Regions from separate parts of the Homo sapiens genome. Here all the other regions are linked to region 1. The links are chromatin loops, found by intact Hi-C in ENCODE. Cell type or tissue: thyroid gland. All regions are shown on one strand. Each heading gives the region's core, and the rest is flanking DNA. Links, peaks and the distances in the headings are about the cores only.

Evidence for each region. Hi-C counts contacts between places; a loop is a spot of excess contacts. Peaks named below come from ENCODE experiments on the same cell type or tissue, not always from the same donor. Only the 100,000 strongest peaks of a DNase experiment are listed, where the experiment ranks them.
Region 2: a loop joins it to region 1, with 2.2 times the contacts of the local background. A loop is called at or near these places in 4 of 110 quality-filtered maps.
Region 3: it touches region 1 in a loop (2.7-fold over the local background); 21 of 110 quality-filtered maps call a loop at or near these places.

What each region holds. Positions count from the first base shown.
Region 1 is chr21:42,636,096-42,647,184 of GRCh38, forward strand. It overlaps LOC101928255 (a long non-coding RNA gene), which reads right to left. Exons shown (of 3, transcript XR_244322.4): 3 at 11,064-11,089. Among named protein-coding and RNA genes, the nearest start is that of PDE9A, 12 kb to the right of the region's middle. RefSeq lists an enhancer at 1,302-2,198. In thyroid gland, for the core only: no CTCF peak of the experiment used is centred there; a DNase peak (open chromatin) is centred at 4,592.
Region 2 is chr21:42,692,619-42,697,618 of GRCh38, forward strand. The region is part of intron 3 of PDE9A (phosphodiesterase 9A); the gene reads left to right. Among named protein-coding and RNA genes, the nearest start is that of PDE9A, 41 kb to the left of the region's middle. In thyroid gland, for the core only: no CTCF peak of the experiment used is centred there; no DNase peak of the experiment used is centred there.
Region 3 is chr21:42,588,036-42,599,124 of GRCh38, forward strand. No RefSeq gene overlaps it. Among named protein-coding and RNA genes, the nearest start is that of LINC01671, 22 kb to the right of the region's middle. RefSeq lists enhancers at 2,727-6,177, 3,218-4,165. In thyroid gland, for the core only: a CTCF peak has its summit at 5,402 (motif pointing right); a DNase peak (open chromatin) is centred at 5,406.

The DNA of each region.
Region 1 (11,089 bases), core at 2,307-7,306:
TCCATTAACCTGCCCATTTAAGATAAATTAATAAGTTCTCCTATTTCTTTCAGCACCAGCATCCTCCCATCAGATGCCTGTGGCTTGTAACATTAACCTCTTCTTCAACTTCTCCCTGGCTTCTTCTCCCAGAGGCTCATGCAGAAACACAGAGTGGCACTGAGCTGCAAATGCTGAGACTGAGAAAGCCTTGCCTCCTGTTGAGGTCTGCGCAGATCGCCTCCTCACCCAGGGCAAAACAGCTCCTTGGTCAGAGGGGCCGAGGGGAGCATCCTCACATCATCCCCTGGGGCGGGCAGGCAGGGCAACCCTCACTGGCCACAGCAGTGTTTCTTATTTGCCCCTCAGTTAAAGCACAGATTAGAACACAGGGAACCTTAGTGCATATTCCCTGGTTTTCATTTTGTTTATTTAAAGACAGTTCTTTTCCTTCCTCCGTGAGGCAGCTAAGTAGATTTAACAGTGATTCATTAAAGCTCTGTCTGCAGATCATCAAATCAGTCAGTGGAAAGGTTTACATTGAGTCAAATCACTAGATATTTCCTCCACATAGTGATAAATTCCCAACGGTGAGTAGCTTTTCCACTGAAGCAAATGGTTGTTTTCATGTTCTGTAACACTAATACTGTAACAATGTACTATTGTGTAATATATTAATTACAGCCTGCAAGCATCATAACTCAGCTGAAGAAGCCTTGCGTAATTTTCCAAAGACGTTTTTGCCTTTTCAGTTTTGTGCCATTTCATACACCGTTGTCTTTTCTTTTCTAAAGCACAAGGCCAGCGTATTAAACCAACCTGTCAAGAAGGACAAATAATGGCATTTATTGTGAGCATGGGTTGGTATCATTTTTTACCATGCAGCCCATGCACATAATTACATCAGGCCCATGTGCCTGATCACAGCATCTCTTAAAAGGATCAATCTAAGTTGCAAAATAAGACAAAGGAATATTTCTAAAGTATTAAAGGACTATGCATTTTCTTAAGCCACAATTATGAGATTTTCAAGGAGTAAGCCTCGGAGGCTGTATGTGTTTTGTAGGTGGGATTAGTTTAATCAGCCTCAGCCAGAATAAGACACTCGTGTCCAGTTCCCACTGGTGCTAAACCAGCTCGTGCATGGTATTCCACAGCACACACACGGGCACACACAGACATATACACATGCACACACACTTACACATGCACACGCATGCACACACACAAATATACACATGCACACATGCACGAACACACATGCACACACACACGCACACACTCGCAGACACATACACACACATACACACGCACACAGAGACACATACACACATGGACACACGCACGCACATACATGCACACACACGCAGACACATACGCATGCACATGCGCGCATATACACGCATGCACACACACATGCACACACACACACACGCGTGTGCACACACACGAGGAAAGCTGACTCCAGTGACCCACACCTCCTTCTCAGAAGTACCACAGCGCTGAGCTCTGATCTCACTTGCGAATTCTGATAAGAAGCGACATATCCTAGATGGGAAGGGGGCGTGTGACCATGAGGCGACGTAGCGTCTGCGCTGCATGGGAGAGGCGAAGGGAACGCAAGAGGCAGACGGTTTCTTCACCCTTCAGCAATCGGCAAAGGACAGCTCGGGTGTCAACAGACAACTGGTGCTGAGGGTCACATAGCACGAGGACGTCACATGTTCCCTGATGGATCGTGCTGGGCAACTTTTGACCAAAATACCCAGGCCAGCTCCGCTGACTCTCAAGCCTCAGACAGGGGGGCTCCTGGCTACAGCTGCAGCTGACAGTGCAGGACAACCCCAGCCAATAGGGCAGCCTGCCCCCACGCTCACCCGCCCAGCCCCATTGCAGGAGGACAAAGCCAACAGGAAGAGCCTCAGCGCTACCCCAGAGGGAACCCTGTTCCAGGAGCTGACCCGGCACCCAATACTTTAATAATGCACCAGTGTTACCGGCTGGACTTCTGGGGGCCCTAACCAGGCTCCCTCAGTCTGGCTTGGGGACTTTTCAAAGAGGCAGTCACTTTGGACGACAGGCAGAACAAGGTGCCTTTCAACATTGTGCTTGCGAGTTCCGTTTTAACCCTGGGCTTCTCGTCAGGAGGCTCACAGCTTAACTCAAAATTAACGCATGGTCTTCTTCCAGCCCATGGAGGGTCTCTGTTCTTTTCACGCCCTCTCTGGGTTAAAGATTCTCTGGCTTGTCTGACAGCCCCTTCCAGTGTCTTTATATGTTTTCTCACAGCCTTTGCTGGCTTGTGGAGCTGGGCACACTCCTCGCCTCCCACACGTGAAAACATCCTTCCTATCATCTGAGCCTCGAAGCAGACCCGCGGCGTGCAGCCTGGGCTGAGAGGAGGAAATGAGCAGCTCTCCGGGCCCCTTATGGAACATTCTGCAGAGGAGTGGCTCAATTGTCCATGAATTTCATGGCTGAAGTTTAGCTCCTCAAACACTGCTGGGGCTCAGCCTCCTGGTCGGGGAGGAGGGACTGTTCTGCAGCCACGGCCTTGGAGCCGGGAACAGGGTCCCACCCGGACTCCCTAAATGGAAGCAGTCACATCCGATGTGCCCCTCCCCCACCCTCCCTCGCCGCCACATTCAGGTGGCTAGGTCCTGTGCGCCCATCCCCCGGCTGGCTGGCTCTCCAAACTTCCATGCACATGAACGTTGGAACCACACAATTCAGCACCGCATGGCAGGTGGCTTGGTCAGCTTCTTCACTGCTGGGGGGGAGGTAACACATGAGCAAGAGGAGGCTGGGGTGGTCCATGTGGCAATGGATTAGAATTGAAGGGACCAATAGGAGCTCACATCTGACTTAATATACACACAGAGGCTGGGCACAGCGGCTCACACCTGTAATCTCAGCACTTTGGGAGGCTGAGGTGGGCGGATCATGAGGTCAGGAGTTCGAGACCAGCCTGACCAACATGGTGAAACCCCCGTCTCTTCTAAAAATACAAAAATTAGCCTGGCGTGGTGGCATGCGCCTGTAATCCCAGCTACTCAGGAGGCTGAGGCAGGAGAATTTCTTGAGTCGGGGACGCAGAGGTGGCAGTGAGCCGAGATTGTGCCACTGCAGTCTAGCCTGGGCGACAGAGCGAGACTCCGTCTCAAAAAATAATATATACATACACACACAGAGTGTGTATATATATATATACATACATACACACACACACACACGGAGGCCATATGTGGAATTGGTTATGGATATGTGTACATACCCATGTCAGTGTACACGCAATGCTTTCTTGCTCTGTCAGCCGAGAGGGCCTAGAAGCAGGGACACCCAGTAGCAACAAGCACACCTAGCACCCAGGCCTTGGTTTCTAATACCCTCTCCAGGAATAGGAACCTGGGCTCCTTGGAGAAATGGCTGATTCTACAATTGGGGCAGGAAATATACAAGATGAGCCTGGAATGCCCTGTAAGTGCCAGAATAAAAAGAAGTGCTCAAAAACACAGGAAGGAAAACAGGCTCACTTATGGGGTGTGTCACAGGGCCACAGGATCCAACCGAAGGAGCTCCCAATGGCCAATGCTGGAACACTGGGAGCAACATTTAGTAAAGTTGTATGGAATTGTAGCCCACAGTATGAGTCCATACAGAATAAACAAAAATGGTGGAAGAGACAAATACGTGGGGGAGAAGAAACAAATGTCCCATGCCAGATTCCAAATGACGTGGGCAGACGCCCCCTCGAGGAGGTGCTGTGGACCCCCCACCCTAAGCGTGGGCTGTGCACAGTGACTCCCTTCCAGAGCACACGGCCTGGAGATAGGGAGAGAGAGGGTGACCTTACAGTGGGGAAGCCTGACTCACAGCACCTCAGCCAGGTGGCCAAGGTCAACGTCAACAGGAAGGACTCCTTTGGAAGTGTGTGCCTTTGACATGATTTGGCCACAATCGCCCTGCTCCTTTGTGGTCTTCCCCCTCAAACACCCTTAACCCCAGTCTAATCAGGAGAAAAACATCAGGAAGATACTAACTAAGGGACAGTCTACAAGGTACCTGACTAGGCTTCCTCAACACTGTCAAGATCATCAAAAGCAAGGAAAGGCCAGGAAATCGCTACAGCCAAAGGGAGCTGAGGACACAGAACGACTAAATGTCATGTGGGGTCCTGGATGGGATCCTGGGACAGAGAAAGGACATGTTTAACAAAAAGGAAATCTGAATAAACATGGACTTCAGTTAATAATAAAGTATCAGTATTGGTTCATTTATTTTAACAAGTGTAACTTCCTGAAGGAAGGTGGTAAAACTGGGGTAGGGTCTATGGGAACTCCATGCACTATCCTTGCAAGTTTTCTGTAGATCTAAAATAGTTCTAAAATAAAAATTTGATTTTAAAAATATAATTAGTGAATTAAACCTGCCACTCCTGGGTATTACTGCTTAGAGGGGACCCCACCATAGCACTCAGGGCACCCAGTCCCCCCACTGAAATGGCTCACCGGGGGCCCAGCTCTGCCCTCAGGGTTCTCTCCAGAACATTTCTCATGAAGTTTTCGGGAAGTTACTCTCTTTCTACCAAGGTTATGAGGCTGGTAGGGTGTGAGCTCTGGGCAGCCAGCCAACCCTGATACTGGCCATACGGGAGGGGAAGGCCTTTGGGGGAGGGGAGGGGAGAGAGGGAAATTGAGTCCCTGATTCTACTTGGCGTCTAAAGCCAGATCAATCTCTGGACTATTTAGTTATGAGTCAAAACATAGCCTTTGCTTAAGTTTATTTGACCTGAGCTTCCTTCTTCTGTAGCTGAAAGCATTCTCACACACCTGAGATACGAGCAAGATTTGCTAGTCCTGTGTTTTAGACAGGAAAAGAAAAAAGCTTTGGAGAGCCATGTATGGTGTCATCCAATAATGAACTGAAATTTGTATTGGGCACCTCATCAGTGAAAAGCTCAAATCTGTTTGTTTCTGAAGCACCGGGCTTCCCTGTGCACAGTGGCCAAAGCTCCTTGTTCTTTGTTTATTAGGATGGTTGAGGACCGGCTTGCCTTAAAATAACTAACGTTTTGCTGGTGGGCTATTAGATTTGCTCCTACCACTGTGCTTTGAAAGGGAGTTTATCTGAAAGCAGCAATGGCCACGACCGCCCGCCCCCCGCCCCCCCCCCCGCCGTCCACCGATGTGTTTCAGAAGCACAGTCACAGAGCTACTCCCGAACAAATGTCAAATAAATGTAGACTGTGGTTGCCAGGAAGACAGCCTTGGAACGGTGCTCGTTCTGTGCCCACAGGGCAGCCCAGTGCATGCTTTGGCTGTGGGGTGAGCAGGACCCATGAAGGCTGCAAGGAATGACACGGGGGGAGGGCGCTCCAGGCCTCTGCAATTCTTCGGAGATTTCAGCTGCCCCCGGAGGATCCTCCTCCCAACAGCCAGATGCCTGACGTGGAATTAGCTCCAGAAATGGTTGCAATTCCCCTGATAGGGAGAGAAATTTTCTCTAGAGTGCTCGACTCACTCTAAAGGGGCCTCTTCAGCAATTCGTAAACCTACGCTCCTGAGGGGGAAAGAAACTGCAACTGCCATGGCAACGGTGATCTAGTGCTTGTTCCACAGAATGCGGACCTCACAGGGCCACCGCAAAGCAGCCCAGATTCTATTCATATGTTAGAAAGCAGGAAAGGAGGCAGGGAGAAGAGAGCAAAGGCAGGATAACAGCATCGTTTGTGTGGGCGAAATGCTCTCCACACTTTATACCAGATCGTCCCTGCCAGGGTCCTACTGCTCCATTTTACAGAGAAGAAAACTGAGGCACGGGAAGGCTAAGGGGTGTATCCAGTGTCCCCAGCAGGTAAGAGCTGGATTCAGACCCCAGGGCTGGCTGGCACAGCCACCCCGCAGACCTCTCTGTGCACCTGCACCTAAGTCGGCTCCACTCACTCCATGCCTTTGCCACCTCCAGTGGCTTCTGTCATGCCTAGAACAGAACCCCAATCCGGAGAAAACTGACCCACTGTGGTCCCTGGCTGCTTCTTTCCACCATCTCCCTGCCCAGCACCCGCTGCCTCTGGCCTTCCCTTCCAGAGTCTCCTCCTCGTTCACTTGACTCACCTCTCTGCTCAAATGTCATCTCCACGATGCGTGCCCGGACCACAATATCTAAACCAGCAGCTCCAGGAATTCTCTATCCCCTTTCTCAGCTTTGTTTTTTTCCTTTAGAGCTCTTATCTCTGCCCTGACATTAGACATCTATCAATTGTTTATGGTCTATCTCCCCACCAAAATATAAGTCCCAGGTTGGTAGAGCTCTGCTTGTCTTATTTACTGATGGAGCTTTTTGCACACCTCTTTTGGAGATAGCATTTGTCATGTCCTGCGGCTGTGCAGGGTTGGGTGGCCGGGGGCTAGGGTATTTTCTCTCATTTACATACCTCCCTCCTCTGTCTGCCAGTAAACTCCTCGGAGCTAAGGCCCAGCTGCATGTAGCCCCAACTCCTGCTCCCGACTCCCAGCTTCGGAGCCAATGCCTCACCCTGATCCAGACTCACTGAAGGTTTTTGCTATTGTCTGAATTTGGGTGGGGCCCAGGGGCTGGAAGACCCCTCATTCAGCTTGGCCTTGGTGGAATCCTGGCCAGGCACAGGTCGTCTCCTCCTCATGCTTCCTCGCCTTGGCAAATCCTTGAGATTTCCCCGTCTCCCACCTTATGTAATTTTTCAGTAGACACTTCTTCGAAACACTGCAGCCTCTCCTGGTCTAAACTGGTCCAGAACAGTGTTTTCCCTCATTTAAGAACATCAAGGTGGTGGTGAGAATGGGCCGGCCCCCGAGGACTGGGGCATCCAGGACTGAACTCCAGAGTGCCCTGTCCCACCCTGAGCATACCAGAGAAGGGGAAGGCACACGACTGTGCAGGCCGCAGGTTGGACAGTGCTTAGAAAGCAAATCCAAAGGGAATGAGAGAACAGAAGAAGAGAAAGGAAATGGTCCCTCAAGGCTGGGGATCTTGACAACAGCCATTCCCAGGCAGCTGCAACCTCAGAGAGGGACCCTTCTGAGGGGAGGCGCTTGCAGCTGGGCCACCGGAGACCACGTCCAGGTGAAGGCACTGGGTATTCCTCACTCCACCGGGCTCTCAGATCCAAATTACTCAAATGAGAAAATGCCAGCAAGGGCTCCACTGCTAAGAAAAATAAAGGAACAGAATTTTCCTACCTGTTAAGAACTTGGTTTTCTTTTTTTTTTTTTTAAACAGAGTCTTACCCTGTTGCCCAGGCTGGAGTGCAATGGTGCGATCTCAGGCCACTGCAGCCTCTGCCTCCCAGGTTCAAGCAATTCTCCTGCCTCAGCCTCCCATGTAGCTGTGATTATAGGCGCGCACCACCATGTCCAGCTAATTTTTGTATTTTTAGTAGAGGCAGGGTTTCACCATGTTGGCCAGGCTGGTCTCGAACTCCTGACCTCAGGTGGTCCACCCACCTTGGCCTCCCAAAGTGCTGGGATTACAGGCGTGAGCCACTGTGCCCAATAAAGAATTCAGTTTTCTATAATCCTGCAATCTGCGAAATATTATCTTACACACGCTTGGGGAGGGGTGCTTTGGGTCTGTTTGCTTGTGTTTTCAGAAAGCAATAGAAGAAGCGGGCTGGCAGGAGCCCTGTGCTCTCCCTGCAAGAAAGGGTCAGAGACCCCCTCTGACCTGAGCAAACACCTGGTGTTTCAGACAGGTAGGAGTGAGAGGGCCTCCAGCAGGCGGCTTCCTGCTCATGGGAGCAGGTGGTCCTTAAGAAATTAATCGGAGGCCAAGCGTGGTGGCTCACGCCTGTAATCCCAGCACTTTGAGAGGCTGAGACGCGCAGATCACGAGGTCGGGAGTTGAAGACCAGCCTGGCCAACATGGTGAAAACCCATCTCTACTAAAAACACAAAAATTAGCTGGTCATGGTGGCATGTGCCTGTAATCCCAGCTACTCCAGAGGATGAGGCAGGAGAATTGCTTGAACCGGGACCTGGGACGTGGAGGTTGCAGTGAGCTGAGATCTTGCCGCTCTACTCCAGCCTGGGCTACAGAGCCAGACTGTCTCGAAAAAAATAAAAGAAAAAGAAAAAAGAAAGAAATTAATCGGATAAAGCGTGGCCACAGTTTCTTTCACTAAAATAAATACAAACTCTTGCACCTAAAACTAGCATTCATTCAGTCCATTTCTAAAGGAATGTGACAGGCACTGCACAAGTCACTCAAAATAAACAGGACGCAGCCCTCTGTACACAGCTTGCTACTGAGTGGGAATGACAGGACCTATGGATCTACGCTGTTAGGGACGATGGAGCTCAGGTCTGAGGACAGTTAGGATTCCAAGTCCTATTTCTGGAAATGACATCATCAGTTTGCAGTTTCTTGCACTTTTGATGGCTGACTCAATTTGGAGTCAGGCCTGAGCAGAGGGGTCATTTGGCTTCTTGGATCAGCCTTGACCCTCACTTATAATCTGCAGCTGCTCACACGGTCACCTTGGGAAGCTCCCGGAGGCGAGGGATGCTAAAAAGAGACTCAGACGCCCACCACTCTCCCAGGGCCGGCCTGAGAGGTCCACACAGAAAGGCCCCTGCCTTTTGGGTTGGCTTCTCACAGGAGGTCATTTCCCACCAAGGAACTTTCTGCGGCTGGAGGAAATGAGATTCTTACAGAAACACCAGCTGGCTGGCGAGCTGAAAGTGCCTGTGGGGGGCTAAGAATCAACCTCCAGGCTACTGTGGCCGAAGCATTCGGGCCCCCAGCTCGCCCCAGCCTGGCCTGCTTGGACCCTCCTCCAGTTCTCTAAGCATCGTTCCTCGGTCTTCCCACAAAAAACGCAGCCCTATAAACCACAACGAGCTCGAGAGGTGGGGTTCACTTGCACCAAAGGGCCCCAAAGCCCCACCTAGGGTGCCTGTCAGTCACACTCAGACACTGGCTCATAAGGAGTGGGCTGGCCCAGAGAACAGCCCAGGTCACTGGAAGGAAGTGTGAATTGAAAACCAGTCAGCGATCCAGAAATTGGAATGAGATAGAAGGTGGGAGATGAGTTGCAGGTGGGCCACGCTCCTCATGAAGAGAGTTAAGCATCTTTAGGCCTAGCTGCGCAAAGGGGATGGGGAGGGCTCCCACCTTAGAGACCATCCTGACACGCAAAGCACTCTGGCCCAGGTGGCCGTGCTGATGGCAAAACCTCGTGACCAAAACAAGGTTATCTTCCCAGCTGCGCTATCCCCAGCTCATGCCGAGAAGGTCACGTGCTACAGCAGAGCCCCGTAACTGCCTTTGGGGCACGTGGCCTCCGTGTGTGCATCTGGGGACCCAGCTCCAGTGGACATAGGCGACAAGAGAGTCACAGGCCCGTGGCTGGGGACAGAGGCCTCCTGGGGTTTGCAGGAGGCAGCACCTCTCCAGTTCAGAAAAGCCATTTTAGCCCAAGGGGGTGGGGGGTGCAGAGTTGGCTTTTCGTATTGTTTTTAATGTTAATGAAGTCAGAGGCAGACGAGCTTTGTACAGAAGGAGCAAGGTTGCACAAAGTCACTCGCTGATGGAACACTGGCCGTCCACTCAGCTCCAAGTGTGGGGCCTGCCTCTGCCAGAGAGGCCCCCAGGAGCCTCCCTCGGTCCTTGCCCTCAGCAAGTTTATTATAGAGTGGGCAGGACCAGCACTGTTGCAGCGCACAGGGTGGGAGCCTTGGGGACAGCCGCATGGCAGCCTCCCAGGAGGCCCCGGGCTGAGGGATTTGCAGCACGCTCCCATCCTCCCAGTTAATCCTCAGCTTTCGGGTTGCTCGTTGTCATCCTCATTTGATAAATGAAAAATCTGCGGCTTGGGGAGGAGACACAGGTTGTCCAGGGTCACACAGCAGGCACCACCGAGGCGTGCTGGGGGTCTCAGGGACCCGGGGAGGAGCTCCTGGGTCTGCTCCAGGGATCCAGGGATTCAAGGAAGATGTGACCGTGTAGATGACACCGTAACAAATCTTAAAGAATAAGGTGACCAAGGGGAGGAGAAATGGAGGGACATTCTTCTCCAATGAGACAATGTGCAAAGTCAGGAAAGTGACACCAGAGAATCTGGTGCCTTCAGGAGTGGGGACAAAGGCTACAGGGACCAGACAACAGAGGCAGGCGTGCCACCCACCCAGGGGTCCTGAAAAAGCCTGGGCATGCCACCCTGGGGGCTCCACAGGAAGCCTGGGCAGGCCACCCTGTGGGGGACCATGGGAAGTCCAGGCAGACCACCCCAGAGGCCATGAGAAGCCCACATGTGCCACCCTGGGAGGCCATGGGAAGCCCACATGTGCCACCCTGGGAGGCTAGTCTCTAATGAGGCCAAGCAGGGACATGACAGGGACGGATAAGCAGGAGAGAAAGATCCCTGGGGAAGTGCACGAGGAAAGGACGGAGGGGGAAGGGGAAGCTGGAGACCTGGAGGCCACCAAAATGCACCGAGAGAAGGCAAGGTGGCCCTGACCCATCTGCTTCCCACAGAGGCACTTGCTGTCCACTAGCGGGGGTCAGGGCAACCAGCAAGCACCCCCTCGTGAAGCGCCACGACTCGACATCGCAACCGCAAAATGATAAGTACTTGCTCAGCCCCAGAAGGCCACGGCACCACTTTGCGTCTACAAGGATCTGTTCTTTCCTATCCAGCCACTTCTGAGAAAGTGGGAGGGTACTGCTTTGTCCTGGCTAATTTTCTGTCACTTTCACTCCCCCTTTCTCTGAGTTTATGGCAAAAATAACCTCACCGCTCAAATTTTTTGGAAATAAAAAATTTTTAAAAAGCCTAGAATCCCACCACTCTAAACACTTCATATCCCAAATCATTTCAACTCTGCTGGATTTCACAAAGCCTGATGCTGGCGTGCAAGCTCAGTGGGGCGGGGCGGCTCTGTGCGCGGGTGGATGGCCAGGCCTGCAGGTGGCATGCACTCAACAAGTGGGCCGTGGGTGCACATGGACAGGCGGCCAGCGTGCAAATGCCCCTGCCGTCTCTGCAGTCACCAGACGTGGCAGAAGCCTCTCCCTCGGCCTCTGTCCCCTCGTCATAGTCACCGTCCTCAATGCTCCCCTCTGTAAGCATGCC
Region 2 (5,000 bases), core at 1-5,000, 54 kb after region 1:
GGCTTTCTGCAGGTTCCCAGTGAGGAGGACGAGGCTGGCCCGGGACACGCCACTGATGCTCTTCTGACCCAGGGGCTTTTCTCTCCCGCTTCCGTCCCTCTTCCCTCGCCGGCAGGTGACGTTACTGGCCTTTTCTTTTTTGGCCCTGCCTCCCCCTTGGCTTCTCCCCTCTTCCTCTCCTCCACTCGGTGCCTGGTGACATGCGGCCATCCTCAGAGATGTGCTTCGGGGCCCGCACGCCTTGCTCCTCGCACTCTTCCTGCACCGGAGCCGCGGTGCGAGGCCTCGGGAATGCTCACCGTTTCTCTCCCGCCCCCCGGCCGCATGCTGCAGCCATTCCCTCACCACATGTCCAGGAGGGAGCCGGCATCCTTTGCTGACTTTCTTGCTGTGACTATGGTGCTGCGTGGAAAAGGGGCCGTGGGAAGGCTGGGCAGGTGGCTGCTCAGAGCCCCACCTGACACGGTGACCCACGGGGCCTGGAAATTCACTGCCCCGATTTCCACACAGGTGCCTGAGCTCCTGCAGAGAATGCCTGAGAGCGAGACGCATGCCCGTCAATTTGTGCTTTCAGGCGTCCTAAGCACACACGCCTGCTCTTATTTGAACCACTCCCTGTAAGCTAGTTCCACTAAAGAGTGGCTTTCCACCCTGGCTGCAGATTGCAACCACCCAGGAATCTTTTTTTTTTTTTTTTTGAGACGGAGTCTGGCTCTGTCGCCCAGGCTGGAGTGCAGTGGCGCGATCTCGGCTCACTGCAAGCTCTGCCTTCCGGGTTCACGCCATTCTCCTGCCTCAGCCTCCCGAGTAGCTGGGACTACAGGCGCCCGCCACCACGCCCAGCTAATTTTTTGTGTTTTTAGTAGAGACGGGATGTTAGCCAGGATGATCACGATCTCCTGACCTCGTGATCCACCTGCCTCGGCCCCCCAGAGTGCTGCGATTACAGGCGTGAGCCACCGCGTCCTACTTTTTTTTTTTTTTTTTTTTTGAGACAGAGTTTCACTCTTATTGCCCAGGCTGCAGTGCAATGGTGTGATCTCAGCTCACTGCAACCTCTGCCTCCCAGGTTCCAGGGATTCTCCTGCCTCAGCCTCCCAAGTAGCTGGGATCACAGGCATGCACGACCACACCTGGCTAATTTTGTATTTTTAGTAAAGATGGGGTTTCTCCATGTTGGTCAGGCTGGTCTCAAACTCCTGACCTCAGGTGATCCGCCCACCTCAGCCTCCCAAAGTGCTGAGATTACAGGCGTGAGCCACCATGCCCAGCCCACCCAGGAATCTTTTAAAAGGTACCAGTTGATGCCCAGACCCCTCAATTAAGTCCAGATTTTTAAGAGATTTTTTTTTTTTAAAGCTCTGCAAGTGATTCCAGCACACAGTCTGGGGACTAACCGCTGATATAAGGTCTGGAAAATCTAAGAAACCACTCTACCCCACCCTCTGGTGACCAGAAGCTTATGTCTACCAGACCCAGGGCCTTCCCTTGCTGAAACATGCTGGGTAAACTCTTTGTTTCTTCCTAGCAGACAGCAGCCCTCTCCCTCTAGCTCAGAAGCTACGTCAGCAGTTGGTTGGTTGGTTGGTTGGTGGGTTGGTTGGGTTGTGTCTCTCTTTAACTTCCTCCACTTCTGAAGTCACCTGCAGTGACTTGGTGTGGACTTGGTCACCTCACTGTCCCCCCAGCCTCAGGCCCAGGAACCATGTCTTTGGAGGAGGCTCTCCTGCTGGCAGCTGGTTGCATCTGGCATGCTTGGATTCCTGCAGGTGGCTGGTTGCACCTAGCTTGCTTGGATTCTTCCCAGATTCACAGCCATAGGGTGGGCGTTTCATGAAATCTCCAAATTCCAAGGGCTCTTGACAGACCACCTCCATCCTGATCAGAAGGGGTGATGCCGGTTGCACGGTCTCTTAGAGCTTAAAACTCTAGCTTCTTCTCTGCTCCTCATTCCAAACTAAACAAATTGTTGCATTGGATTATTCTTTCAAAATACTCCTTGCCTTAATGCCATCCTTTAGATTTTGGTGGCTGGCTCCTGTTGTGGACCGCATCTCACAGGTGGACTTCCTGGTTTCTGCCTCCTGTTACCCCTCACAGTTATCTCTCCCTTGAGTCCTGCTACCTTCCAGAAAAATAGGCTCCAAACACACTTTCATCCCATCACTCCCAGCATGGAGTTCTCCAGTGGCCTGTTGGCTACAGGACACTCTCCAGCCCCCCGCATTGGGATGTCTGGCCCCAATCCACCATAATGTACTTGTCTCCAATCTGCTGAGCTGCATGAATGCCCACCCCAGCCCAGCGGGCACTCCCCTTCTGCAAACCTCCAAGCACATTCCCCCTCTGCACACTGCCAATCTTCCTGTCCCCGCCCCAAATCCAAAGGCCCCTCCTATGGCTGGGGATCCACTGGCAGCTGCCTAACCCTTCCTATGCTCCTGGACGTTTGGTGCAATCTGGAGCACGCTCAAGCCGGCATTTGAAATAACCTGGAACACGTTTACATCATGGAAAATATGGAAAATAGGCTGATTGGCTTCCACTCCCTTTTAGAGCTGGCAAGAAAAATAATTGATGACTAAACAACCTAACGACCAACAAATATAAAAAGTCATAGCCCAACCATGATCAAATAAGGCTCCAGCATTCCTCCTTGGAGGGACTCTGAGCCATCTGGTGTCATTTTCCTTTCCAATCCGGGAACATTCTGGAGATCCTGACATCCAGCTAACATGGGCGTTGCTTCCTGACAACCCTACCCCTTCCATTCCCCAGTCACTACTGCTTCAAGATGCAGTGGAAGGAGATAAATCAGACACCTCAGTAGCGTGAGTGAAAGTGGGGTGTGTGGTGAGACACATACAGAGGGGAGAGGGCCAGAGGACGGCGCCGTGCGACACACACCATTGCTCCTTTTGTTCCCGGTTTCGGCCAAGTTGTGCCGCAGGTGACTCTCCACCGGCTGAGCTCTGTGCATGCAGGGCCAGTATTCTCGGCCATTCTGGCTTAGAGAAAAGCTTTCTATATTCCAGAATGGCTCCAGGCCTCCTCCTCCTCCTATTAAATGTGTTTTAAAAGAGGTCTTAGAGCCCAGGCAGTTAGATCTTAGAAAAAGACAAATACAGTAGAAGCTGGAGGCAAGCTTATCCTTTCCAAAGAGGGAGTGCTTCCTGTGTTAATTTGTTATTGAGCATGATGAAGATTCAGCTCCATTGAGACTGAGCCAAGAGTTGACTCATTCATGGGAGCAACATAACGGGTTGTGAGAAGCCAAAGGATTAAGCATCTGGGAGCCAAGACTGATCTTGAGTGGCCCAGAAATGCAACCCAAGGATCTTGGGCCCAAGGGCCAGGAAGGTTTCTGCAGCCTCCTGGAGCATTCACAGAGGCTCCCTGTCCGTCCACTTTTCCCTCTGTTGCTGATGTGATGGCTCCTGCCCTCAGCTTACCAGACTCCTCGGAGAGGCTGGCCTCTGAATTGGTTGAATGGGCTTGAAGGGGGCTGGACTCCATTTGGGTGGATGAGCAGGCCCAGTGCCCCTGTATGAGGGGAAGTTGTCTTGGTAAGCCTGTTTTTGTGTCAGGTCCCCAGGACACCTTCCTCTGAGTCTCTTGCGTGGGAGAAGTTGCTGGACACGCCTCTCTGGCTCTGTCCCCGCCGGCACTGTGTGGGATCCATGCTGTTCTCCCTCCAGCCCTTGCCCCACCTCCTGGAGCCCTTCTCTGCGCCTGGTCACTACCCGCCCCCCACCTCCAGCATTAATTTTCTAGGGACAAGGGGCAGGGGAAGGAGGAGAAGAAAGAGTCCTTGCTGCTCCTCAGAGAAGACACAGGAGAAGAAAGTCGGAGAGGAGTGGGGAGCCAGGGTGGCAAAGCCCCTTCCTGCTGCCCACGCAGGTCCTGGCTTTCTCTCCACCCACTGCACCATTTCCAGGGCTGCTCTCATGGTGGGAGCCGGAGAGACACTGAGAAGAGGAAGGAAGGAGGATCCAAGAGGAGCCCAGCACACCCGGCTTCTCTGCTGCCCACCCTCCACTCTGTCCTCCCAGCCCAGGCCCTTCCTAGGCAACCCTGGCACGGGTCCTCACTGGCCACACTGAGGCCATCAGCAAAGCACCTGGCCTCTTCACGCCTTGGGCTCTGGGTCTGTAAGGCAGTGAGGCTGAGGTTCCTGGGACAGCTGGGCACTGTGGACTTGCCCAGCTGAGCACAGGCATCAGGGGCTAGAGGGGCCCTAGTCCCGATGACGACCGAGTGCCCTCTCCACCTGGGGAGCTTGGAGGACTTTGCTCTGCACTTAGGGCCACGCTTCAAGCCCAGTGCCTCTTATGACCAAGTCTCTGGGGAGAAATGAGCCCTCCAGTGCCAAATGACCCACCACTAAAAGGCCTTTTGAGGCAGGGCCTCTCCTGAGCCCACGCAGGCACGTGGTGGGAGATGAGAGGGTGTGGGCTCACTTCTTGACATTCTGTGTGAGTGAGGTCATTCATAGGGTGAGGGGAGAATCAAGGGGACAGAGGGCCCTCTAGTCCCCAGCACTTGGGCTCAGCTGGCAAGTCCACAGTGCCCGGCTCTCCCGAGAACCTCAGCCTCACCGCCCTACAGACAAAGGGCCCAAAGTGCAGGGAGGTCAGTGCCACACAGGTTTTATTTTTTCACATTATTGGTGTTTAAAATTGTAAAGATTTTCCACGTTACCTGTAACCATCAAACCACATGTATTGCCCCCAGTTAATCACCATGAACAGCTTGGTGTGTATACCCCTCCATATTCACTGTGTTTCTTCTTCCAGGAATGAGCTCATTCTCTATACATCACTCCGTAACTTGTTGTTTTTACCTAGTAAGGAGTCATGGGCGTCCCACCAGGTGAATACTTGCATGTTTGTCTTCATCTTCTTAACAACTACCTGACACTGCAGTGTCTCAGTCTGTCTGAACTTAAACAGCTAGACATTGAGTTCTCAGAGTCTGGAGGCTGAAATCCAAGATGAGGG
Region 3 (11,089 bases), core at 3,509-8,508, 47 kb before region 1:
CCTGCACCGAGCCTGCCGCCCCGTTTACATCCACGCAGGCGTTTCCCCTTACCTGCACCGAGCCTCCCGCCCCGTTTATATCCACGCAGGCGTTTCCCCTTACCTGCACCGAGCCTCCATTCCCGTTTACATCCACGCAGGCGTTTCCCCTTACCTGCACCGAGCCTCCCGCCCCGTTTACATCCACGCAGGCGTTTCCCCTTACCTGCACCGAGCCTGCCGCCCCGTTTACATCCACGCAGGCGTTTCCCCTTACCTGCACCGAGCCTCCCGCCCCGTTTATATCCACGCAGGCGTTTCCCCTTACCTGCACCGAGCCTCCATTCCCGTTTACATCCACGCAGGCGTTTCCCCTTACCTGCACCGAGCCTCCCGCCCCGTTTACATCCACGCAGGCGTTTCCCCTTACCTGCACCGAGCCTCCATTCCCGTTTACATCCACGCAGGCGTTTCCCCTTACCTGCACCGAGCCTCCATTCCCGTTTATATCCATGCAGGCGTTTCCCCTTACCTGCACCGAGCCTCCCGCCCCGTTTACATCCACGCAGGCGTTTCCCCTTACCTGCACCGAGCCTCCCGCCCCGTTTACATCCACGCAGGCGTTTCCCCTTACCTGCACCGAGCCTCCCGCCCGGTTTACATCCACGCAGGCGTTTCCCCTTACCTGCACCGAGCCTCCCGCCCCGTTTACATCCACGCAGGCGTTTCCCCTTACCTGCACCGAGCCTCCCGCCCCGTTTACATCCACGCAGGCGTTTCCCCTTACCTGCACCGAGCCTCCCGCCCCGTTTACATCCACGCAGGCGTTTCCCCTTACCTGCACCGAGCCTCCATTCCCGTTTATATCCACGCAGGCGTTTCCCCTTACCTGCACCGAGCCTGCCGCCCCGTTTACATCCACGCAGGCGTTGCCCCTTACCTGCACCGAGCCTGCCGCCCCGTTTACATCCACGCAGGCGTTTCCCCTTACCTGCACCGAGCCTCCATTCCCGTTTATATCCACGCAGGCGTTTCCCCTTACCTGCACCGAGCCTCCATTCCCGTTTATATCCACGCAGGCGTTTCCCCTTACCTGCACCGAGCCTCCCGCCCCGTTTACATCCACGCAGGCGTTTCCCCTTACCTGCACCGAGCCTCCATTCCCGTTTATATCCACGCAGGCGTTTCCCCTTACCTGCACCGAGCCTCCCGCCCCGTTTACATCCACGCAGGCGTTTCCCCTTACCTGCACCGAGCCTCCATTCCCGTTTATATCCACGCAGGCGTTTCCCCTTACCTGCACCGGGCCTGCCGCCCCGTTTACATCCACGCAGGCGTTTCCCCTTACCTGCACCGAGCCTCCATTCCCGTTTATATCCACGCAGGCGTTTCCCCTTACCTGCACCGAGCCTCCATTCCCGTTTATATCCACGCAGGCGTTTCCCCTTACCTGCACCGAGCCTCCCGCCCCGTTTACATCCACGCAGGCGTTTCCCCTTACCTGCACCGAGCCTCCATTCCCGTTTATATCCACGCAGGCGTTTCCCCTTACCTGCACCGAGCCTCCCGCCCCGTTTACATCCACGCAGGCGTTTCCCCTTACCTGCACCGAGCCTCCATTCCCGTTTATATCCACGCAGGCGTTTCCCCTTACCTGCACCGAGCCTCCCGCCCCGTTTACATCCACGCAGGCGTTTCCCCTTACCTGCACCGAGCCTCCATTCCCGTTTATATCCACGCAGGCGTTTCCCCTTACCTGCACCGAGCCTCCATTCCCGTTTATATCCACGCAGGCGTTTCCCCTTACCTGCACCGAGCCTCCATTCCCGTTTATATCCACGCAGGCGTTTCCCCTTACCTGCACCGAGCCTCCCGCCCCGTTTACATCCACGCAGGCGTTTCCCCTTACCTGCACCGAGCCTCCATTCCCGTTTATATCCACGCAGGCGTTTCCCCTTACCTGCACCGAGCCTCCCGCCCCGTTTACATCCACGCAGGCGTTTCCCCTTACCTGCACCGAGCCTCCATTCCCGTTTATATCCACGCAGGCGTTTCCCCTTACCTGCACCGAGCCTCCCGCCCCGTTTACATCCACGCAGGCGTTTCCCCTTACCTGCACCGAGCCTCCATTCCCGTTTATATCCACGCAGGCGTTTCCCCTTACCTGCACCGAGCCTCCATTCCCGTTTATATCCACGCAGGCGTTTCCCCTTACCTGCACCGAGCCTCCATTCCCGTTTATATCCACGCAGGCGTTTCCCCTTACCTGCACCGAGCCTCCCGCCCCGTTTATATCCACGCAGGCGTTTCCCCTTACCTGCACCGGGCCTGCCGCCCCGTTTACATCCACGCATGCGTTTCCCCTTACCTGCACTGGGCCTGCCACCCTGTTTATATCTATGCCTGCGTTTTCCTCTTGCCTTTTCAATCCAGAGGCCTCACTAGCTTTGGCCTAGTCATCCTTTCTCCTTGTCTTCTCTTCAGGTATTTTATTGATGACTTCCTGATAGCACCAAATGGCTCCCCGAGGGCTCTGAGGCATTCACACGTGTGTGAGAGTGTGCAGGGATTCCCTGGAATTCAGAGGGACTGCCTTAGACTAATTTGACTGCTTTTGGGCAAAATAAGCTTATGGCCTGAAACTTGCCGATTATCCTGGCCCAGCCGTGCCTTGCCAAAGGTGTCTCTGGCCTGGCTAGCGGGTTGGGGCAGCAGCAGCAATCACCAGTGTGACCTGAGGGCGCCGTGTCACAAGCGCAGGGTACTTTGGTGGACACCTGAGAGGCAGGAATCCTGCTCAGGAGGATGAGGCTGCAGGACGCCCCCACAGCCTGTTGTGGTCAGACCCCGAGGATCCAGTGCCAGCTTGTGGTCCCCCTACTCGCTTACTGAGAACCCAGAGCCTGCCCCCAGGGCCCCGAGAGCCTTTACGCACAGTTTAATAACTAGCTGTGACTGCACACCCATGCAAGCGCTCTCCCGGGCAGGAAATCAAATGTCACCAGCACTCCGGAAACAGCCCTTATGAGGAAACGGCATTCTGGCCCCGGGGGTTTTAACTGACTTTACCTGGTGGGCCATGTGGATCCCCTCAGCCGCGCCTCTCCTCTTTACAGCCTTTGCCCACTGTCCTACTGGGCCGTTTGTCTCTTTCTAACTAATTTGTGTCAGTACCTTCTGAGCTCCGTTCATGTCTGTGAGGGTTAGTTTTCTGCGCCCTCTTGACCAGGCCTTAGGACCCAGTTATTCAAGTGAACACTACTTAGGATGTTGTCGTGAAGGCATTTTATAAATGTGCTTAACATCGCCAATCCATCAACTTTAACTAAAGGAGATTTATCCTCCATAACTTGGGTGGGCCTGGTTCAGTCAGTTGAAGGGTTTGAGAGCAAAACTGAGGCTTCCCCGAGGAAGGAGAAATCCCACCCGTGGACTCAGCCTCAGCTCTGGCCTGAGAGTTTCCAGCCTGACACCTGCCCTGGATTTCAGACTTGCCTAGCCAGCCCCCACAGTTACATAAGCCAGTTCCTTGAAGTGAATCTGTGTGTGCACATGTGCATGTGTGTGTGTGTGCATGTGTGTGTCCATGTGTGTGTCCGTGCATGAGTGTGCATGTGTGTATGCATGCATGTGTCCGTGTGTGCATCCATGTGTGCATGCACATGTGCATGTGTGTGCATGTGTGTGCACGTGTGCGTGTGTGTGCGTGTGTGTGCGTGCATGTGTGTGCACGTGTGCGTGTGTGTGCATGCATGTGTGTGCATGTGTGTGTGCGTGTGTGTGCACGTGTGCGTGTGATCTCCAACTGGTTCTGTTCCTCTGGCTGAACCTGGAGGATGCATCGTCTTTCTGCATTGTCTACCTGTTTTACAGGGACCTGCCTTATCTTTAAAATCAGAAGTAATTAAGTTCATTTTAAAAGTCAAGGCGAGTACCAAAAAGAATGTAAACACTCTATTCCAAGGCTGTTTCTTCCTGGGACAGTTGTATTTTTAACACATTTTCCCAAGAGTTGCTGCAGCCACTCTGTGTGAGCCCCGCATCCTACCACAGCCTTAGGGACAGCAAGGTCACCAGCTCTAGAAGCTCTGCCTTCAGAACGGCCCACTCTGCAGCCAGCCCCATGAAGACACCTCTTGGGTGCCTGGTGTTGTAAAATTTACCCAAATCCAGAGCCATGATTCCAAACCTGATGGTAGAAGAGCAGCATTCATTTGCTTGTTCATTCATTCAGCACACTCGTATTGCCAAGCCCTGAGAATAAGCGCAGGGATACGGTAATAAACCGGGAGAGCCAAATCGGCCCCATGGAGTCGAGTCTAGGGGAAGCAATAGACGACTAACAAAGGAACAGTAAACAGTCTGGGGCAGGAGCGGGGGGTGTATGATTGTGTATTGACGGTCGTCTTCGAGGATGGGATAAGGGTGTGATGGAATGAACCCTGCAGATCTAAGGAAAGGCCATTCCAGACCCTAGAGGAGGTCCAGGAAGGAAGTTCAGGAGCACAGGCCACAGAGGGTCACTGATTTCACCAATTTCACCAGGATCAGGGTTTTCCATACCACTAAGGCTGGAGGGACAAGGGACAGGAGCGTGAAAGGAGAGGCGAGGCTGGTGCCCCAGGAAACCCAAGCCTGGTCTCAGGCTGGTGAAGAGGTGGATGATGGAGCGAGTGGGGAATGAGTGGTCCCAGTGGCCGGAAAGCTTGCTGGGGGCTGATCTGGACAGATGGGAGGTGGGTGAGGTCCTGGGAGCGGAGGTTCTGGAGACCGGCGGGCATGGCCAATGATGAGCCCTAGGACGTGACTCTCACAATGGGGACTGAAGGGGTTGGAGGGAGGTGCCGTTGGAAAATTGCAGTAAGTGAGAAGAGTCAGAAATGGGAGGACCAGAGGGAAAGCCACTTCTCAGAGAAGAGTAACAGGTTCAACTTTGGTCCAATAATCACAATTTAGAGCTGACAGCAGCTTCAGAGGCCATGTGACAGATAAGGAAACTAAGGCCCCAAAAGCAGCCGTGGAGACCAGACCCAGGGGTTCCGGCCACGGCTCTGTGCCTTTTGTAAAGGCAGCCTATGTCTGCACTCACCTGTGCTCTGGCCCAGGCCGGCCCTGCACTTCGATTGCCGGGAGCCCTGCACGCGGAACTGTGTCTGCAGAAGCTCCTTTTGGCACCTGGGAGGGCACCTCTCATCAGTACTCCAGGACCTCGGCCATCGCCACGGACCGCAGGGTGAACGCTGGGTGGGCTGTACCATGGCCTCGGCCACCGCCTGCAGATCCAGGCTCCCTGCAGCCTGCTGGGCTGGTGGCCTCAGGGGACCGGTGAGCTGCGTCTGCCTGGGCTCCCGAAAGGCCGCTCCCAGATTTTGATTTTGCTTTGTTACCTAGAACCCAGGCCCTCTGTTGCCACAAGAGGGCCCCCCAGCCCCGGCTCACTGAGGCCCTCCCCGTGGAGGAGCGTATCCTGTCCGGTCCGCAGCTCAAATATCCAGAGATCGGGAGACCCCGGCCCTGGCCCCACCCCCGCCCCAGCTGGGCCACACTGCCCCCTCCACCACACCCCGGCAAGCCCCTCCTGGGGCTGCACTCAGTCCTGGGTGTCAGAGGGTCCTCTGGCTTCGCTTGTCACATTTAATGACAAATCAGAAATCAAATGTATCCAGAGCCAGCCTGGGCTTTAGGATAGAAGGGGAGGGCAGGAGTGGGGGCTCCGGGGACAGGGGCTGGCCGAGGAGGGAGGATGGGGGCAAGAGGATATTCGTGGGGCACCCACTCCCCACCCATCCGCCACCCCCTCCTCCCAGGGCTCCTTCTGAGGCCTCGCTGTCCCCGCCTTTTAGTAAAAAGTGGAGAAACAGCCTCACAGGGTGACCTGCTTCAGCTCCCAAAGCCATGCTGTGGCTGACCAGGGTCAGGACCCAGGTACCAGGTCCACGGCTCAGGGGTGGGAGCCAAGCCTCACTCGACTCCACGCTCAGGGCCGGGACCCAGGCCACAAGCCCGACCTTTGTCCTTTCCTCGAGCTTGCTGGGAAGCCTAGACTCACCCAAATCCAACCCAAAAAAGGCTGCAACAAACCAGCCTTGCTTGTGATTTCGTTTTATGATTTTCTTTTCACATTTTCTTACTATGGGAATTCTCATGGGTACATAAAAATAGACAGCTTAATATGCACCATATCCCATCCCTCAGCCTTGACAGTTGTCAACAGCCTGCCTTTCCTGCTTCAAATCTACCATGTAAGCCTTCATTTTATCTCATATGGTTTGCTTTTTTTTTTTTTTTTTTTTTTTTGAGCTGGTGTCTCACTCTGTTACCCAGGCTGGAGTGCAGTGGCGCCATCTCGGCTCACTGCAACCTCTGCCTCCCAGGTTCAAGCGATTCTCCTGCCTCAGCCTCCCGAGCAGCTGGGACTACAGGCTCACACCGCCATGTCTGGCTAATTTTTGTATTTTTGTAGAGATGGGGTTTCATGATGTTGGCTTCACAATGTTGGCCAGGCTGGTCTCAAACTCCTGGACTCAAGTAATCTGCCTGCCTCAGCCTCCCGAAGTGCTGGGATTACAGGCGTGAGCCACCATGCCCAGCCTTATTACGTATTTTTAAGCAAATTATTGGATCATACCATTGCACCCAAACAATGCTGCCGTGTTACACAGCCATTTGTCCAGCCTCCTGTTCTATGGATGAAGATCACCAGGGTTCTCCACTTTCCAGACGAACGAAGCCACTGACGACCCGACAGGCCACGTGACTTGGCACAGCGCAGCCCTCAGGATCAGGGTCCTATCAGAGCCCTCTGGGGATGCTGGTTGTGCCTGGTGGCATTGCAGGAGGGAACGAGCCCTGCCTGGACTGTCCCCAGGTGATCACACACATGCCACCGGGATGAGGCAGGAGGGTGGACCCTTGTGAGAGGAACAAGCCACGGGTGCTCTGTCCCCTGGCATCCCCTCAGCAGCAGGACTCTAAATCCCCTCGCCTCCTACTGAAGGAGGAGAGAAATGAGTAAGAAATTGAAGTTACCACTAACGTTATTTTTAGAAACTGCAGTACGAAATGAAAAAAAAATGTCTCCAGACTGCCGAGGAAACGAGAAATACATGCCTCCAAATTATATGAAAGGCAAGAAAACCACCCAAGTGCCAGTGACTCACAGGAGCTGGGGTGGGTTCAATCAGGATAGGGAACTCCTGGAGGGCCTTCAACTGGGCGGCAAGTTGATGGCACTGCTGTCACCCTGCAGGAAAGACCCGGCTCTCTTCCAAAGCCTCCCCAGCCATTTGCAAGCTCAGCGTGGGAAGCAGGCTGGGCTGAGCACGTCCAGGGCTCCCAAACTACGCTGGAGCCAAAATCCAGGACTCCCGCCTGAATTGGGATCCTTGGAGCGGGGTGCTGGAGGGAATGCTGCGGCCTCTCAGGTCTGTGACCGCGTCCACGCCAAGGCTTGCTGCATGCAACCCGTAAGCTGAGAGTTGCCACCATCCAGACACCACCCTGTGCAGCGGAGTGGGGCAGGGCAGGACTGAGAGACGGTGTCTGCCCTCCAGACCACCTTGCAGGCCCATGCTGTGGGGCTCAGTCTCCCTCACCCTGGGGCATGGATCAAGCAGGCCTGTCCCCTCTAAGAATGCCCCATCTCTGTAGTCCTCTGTAAAAGTCACTAATGCTTTCTGCCAAGTATTTCCAATTCTTGCCCCTTCTAGGCTCCTGCAGCAATTCCGCTCCCAGCCTCCTACCATGTTGGCCAACATTTTGACACGTGAACCTTCTGGGCTGGGCATGGGTCATGTGGCAGAGCCATTTCCCCTTGGCCATGGGGACTGGCAACATCCGACACGTCGGCTGCTCAGTGAGCCTGGTCCAGGCGTGGCAGTGTGAGGCAGAGTCCCCCAGCCCAGTAGCCCCCCAGTAACTGGGTAACCAATGTGACAGGACGGCCACGGGGAGGCCGGGGTGGTGCTCAGTGGGCAGAGGTGGCTCATTTACAGCACTGTGCCTGTGACGCTGTGGGAAGCCGACCTCACACCTAACAAAATCGCAGCTCCAGAGGAGGGGCCTGGAAACGATGTTAGTAGTAATGGGTGTTGCTTGCCTTTGGATTGCTTTAGAAAGATATTATAAGGAAATGATGCACTCAGAAAGTAATTATGTGGTTTGTAAGCCAGGATGAAAGGGAACGGAGAGTTCAATTCAGGAACGTGCAGGACTAAACAGAAGCTCCTCAAATACCAACAGCAAAATGGTAAAATGGAAAGATGCCTGAAGCAACAGCTGCCACAAAAGCTCAACGTCTTCAAGAGGGAAATCAAGCCATGGCCTCATGTCCACTTCCACCACATCTCTTAAGAGAAAACTCAAATCTTTTTTTCTCTGCTCTCACACAACTACAACAATCAGCACAGAAGACTTCTGTGACCCCAAAATATGTGGAGATTTCTCCCCACCAGCAAGCAAGCAGTCAGCACTACAGCAGACACCGTCTGGGTGTCCTGTAATTCCATCCTGACACTCTACCTGGAGAGAGCTTGTATTCCATAGGATGGGGGCTCCGTCCCCAAGACTGCCCCCTCCCACCTCAGACACCAGTTGCAAGCCTGTGCCTCTGGAACTTCTGACCAACTGGCTATAAATCAGGGTTCCCACAACCCCATCTCTGGGTTCAATTAATTTGCTGGAGCAGCTCATACAACTCAGGAAAACACTTATGTTTACCAGTTTGTTATAAAAGACATTGCAAAAGATACAGATGAAGAAACACATAGGGCAAAGTATGGGGGAAAGGGTGCAGAGCTTCCATGCCCTCCCCAGGGGCCACCCTCCAGGAGCCTCTGTGTGGTCAGTGTTCAGCCATCCTGAAGAGCCCTTTCCTCTTGGGCCTTTCATGGAGATGCATGGGGTGGGCATGATTGACAACCATGTAGAAATATGATTGGCCCAAAAGGATATGGTCTAAACCCGGCGAGGCTGTCTGGCCACATTCTTCTTGGCTTTTCTGGGCAGCATTCCCTCCTCCAGGGTGTGGGGTAGGACCCCCTCTGGAATGAGGGGCTTATGACCCACAAGCAGATTAGGGTTCCACCTGCCCAAGGCAGGTGAAAAGAGGGCAGAAGAAGATCAGGGAGAGAGATTCTGTTTGTTAGGGCTGTGGGAGTTATAAGCCAGGAACTGTGGACAAAACCCCATATATATATATATGTATATACATACATATATGCATATATTAAGCCATATGTGTATGTATGTATATATACATATACATATATGTATATACATCTATATGGGGTTTTGTCCACATTTTTTATACATTTTTTTTATATATAAGATAATATTACAATGTCTGAATGGACCGAAGTGAATCATGTCAGGTGGACACAATGGCTCGGGAAAAACAGACAAAGGGTATGGCATTCCTATGTAAGCTCTGTCGCCTCGAGAGGCCTGCAATCGTCTCTCTCCATAATTTCAGTAAGAAGCCGAACAAACGCATTTTTAAGAGGATGGTAACACCAAAGGACCTATAAACCTAGAAGAAAATCATCAATTATCATTATCTGTAGCAGTTTATGTTCTAAAAAGTCACTGTAAACACGGATTTAGAGATGAATGAACCATGCTCCTAGGAGAAAGACAGGGTTAAGGTTCCTGAGAGCTCTGGTCACTAAATTTTCATCAATCCACACACGATCTTGTTTTATGTGTGTTTCTGTTTAAAGACACCTGTGTAATATTGTTGACTCATTAACATTGAAGCTTTCTCTAAGATGCCTTTTTTCTCTGTCTGGCACATGGCACCCGGCTTCCCAGTGCTTAGGACCACATCATCACTATGCTTGGGCCAACTTAGACAGCAAAACCACCCAAAAAAAAAAAAAAGTCACTAAGGAGACCATGGAAAGACCCGTGTTTACAGGATGAGCTAGAACGAGAAGGCAGAACGTCACTGTGTGCAACCTCAGCTGGGAACATGCACATCCTATGTCTTAAACTTTCCCCCTCCCTGTATGTGTCCAGTGACCCGGAGTGCCCCAAGTATTGATGTGGGGGTTACAAATACATTTTCCCCAGCGGGTGAATTCACAGACTGCATTTGTGATCGTTTGAGAACTTGAGAATAACCCAGGGCTCCCATTCTTTGAGGAGTGGCAGAGAGGCTGAGAAAGTGGGGACTCTCCAGTGCCTGGGACGCAGGTGGCCCAGGGGACAGACCAAAGGAAGGGCCAGTCACTGCCACCAAGAACATGGACTGGGGCCTGCCTAGGGAGGAGAGCTAGGGCCACATCAGGGAGTGTCCCCTACCGAACTGGGATCTCCGGCTGGCCGCACTCCACGATTGCCATGTGCTTGCCACTCTGCCCCTCTCTGAATGGGGGCTGGTTGCTATTGTCTCTGCTCCCACATTTCATAGTAAACAGGTAGGAAAAGTGAATGACTTGTCTTTCCACTTCATAGGTCTCCAGTCCAGAAAGGGCCTGTCCAGACCCGCTGAGGACCACTGGACACCACCCACAATGGAGAGACCACCTAGATCGCCAGGGCAGCCGTAGCACTTCCGGCAGGACTGGTGGGAACTTCAGGTAGGACTGGCGGGAACTTCAGGTGGGAGAGAGAGAATGTTCTTCATACGTGAGGGGAAGAAGCTTGACCTTGGGATGGCCATGTGATGTCAGCACTGGTCAGTTACTTCTGGTTTCTCTACTCTGGGAGGGTGGCAGTGTGGTAGGCGGGTCCCCAGGAAACAGACTCAGATTCAGACCCTAGCAGGCAGGAGGCTCATCGTGAAGTTCCCTTGGGGTCAAGGGTCATGGAAAGGAGGCAGCAGAGGATGGCACAGGGAGAGAGACGGCAGCCTTGAGCCCCCATGGAGAGAGAGAACCATCCCATCACGCTTGGCCCAAACAGCCATGCCTGACCTTCCCTAGGGGTCGTTCAGGCCTCCTCTGCGGCAGGTGCTCTCTGGGAGCACCTGCCTGTTACACACAGATCTTTGCACCTCCTGCCCACTCCCCCACGTCCAACCCATGCCTCATCCCTGACTGCCCATCCCCACTCTCCACATCGCTCCCATTCTGGGTTCAGCCGGCAAAGTCGTTGGCCATTGCCCATG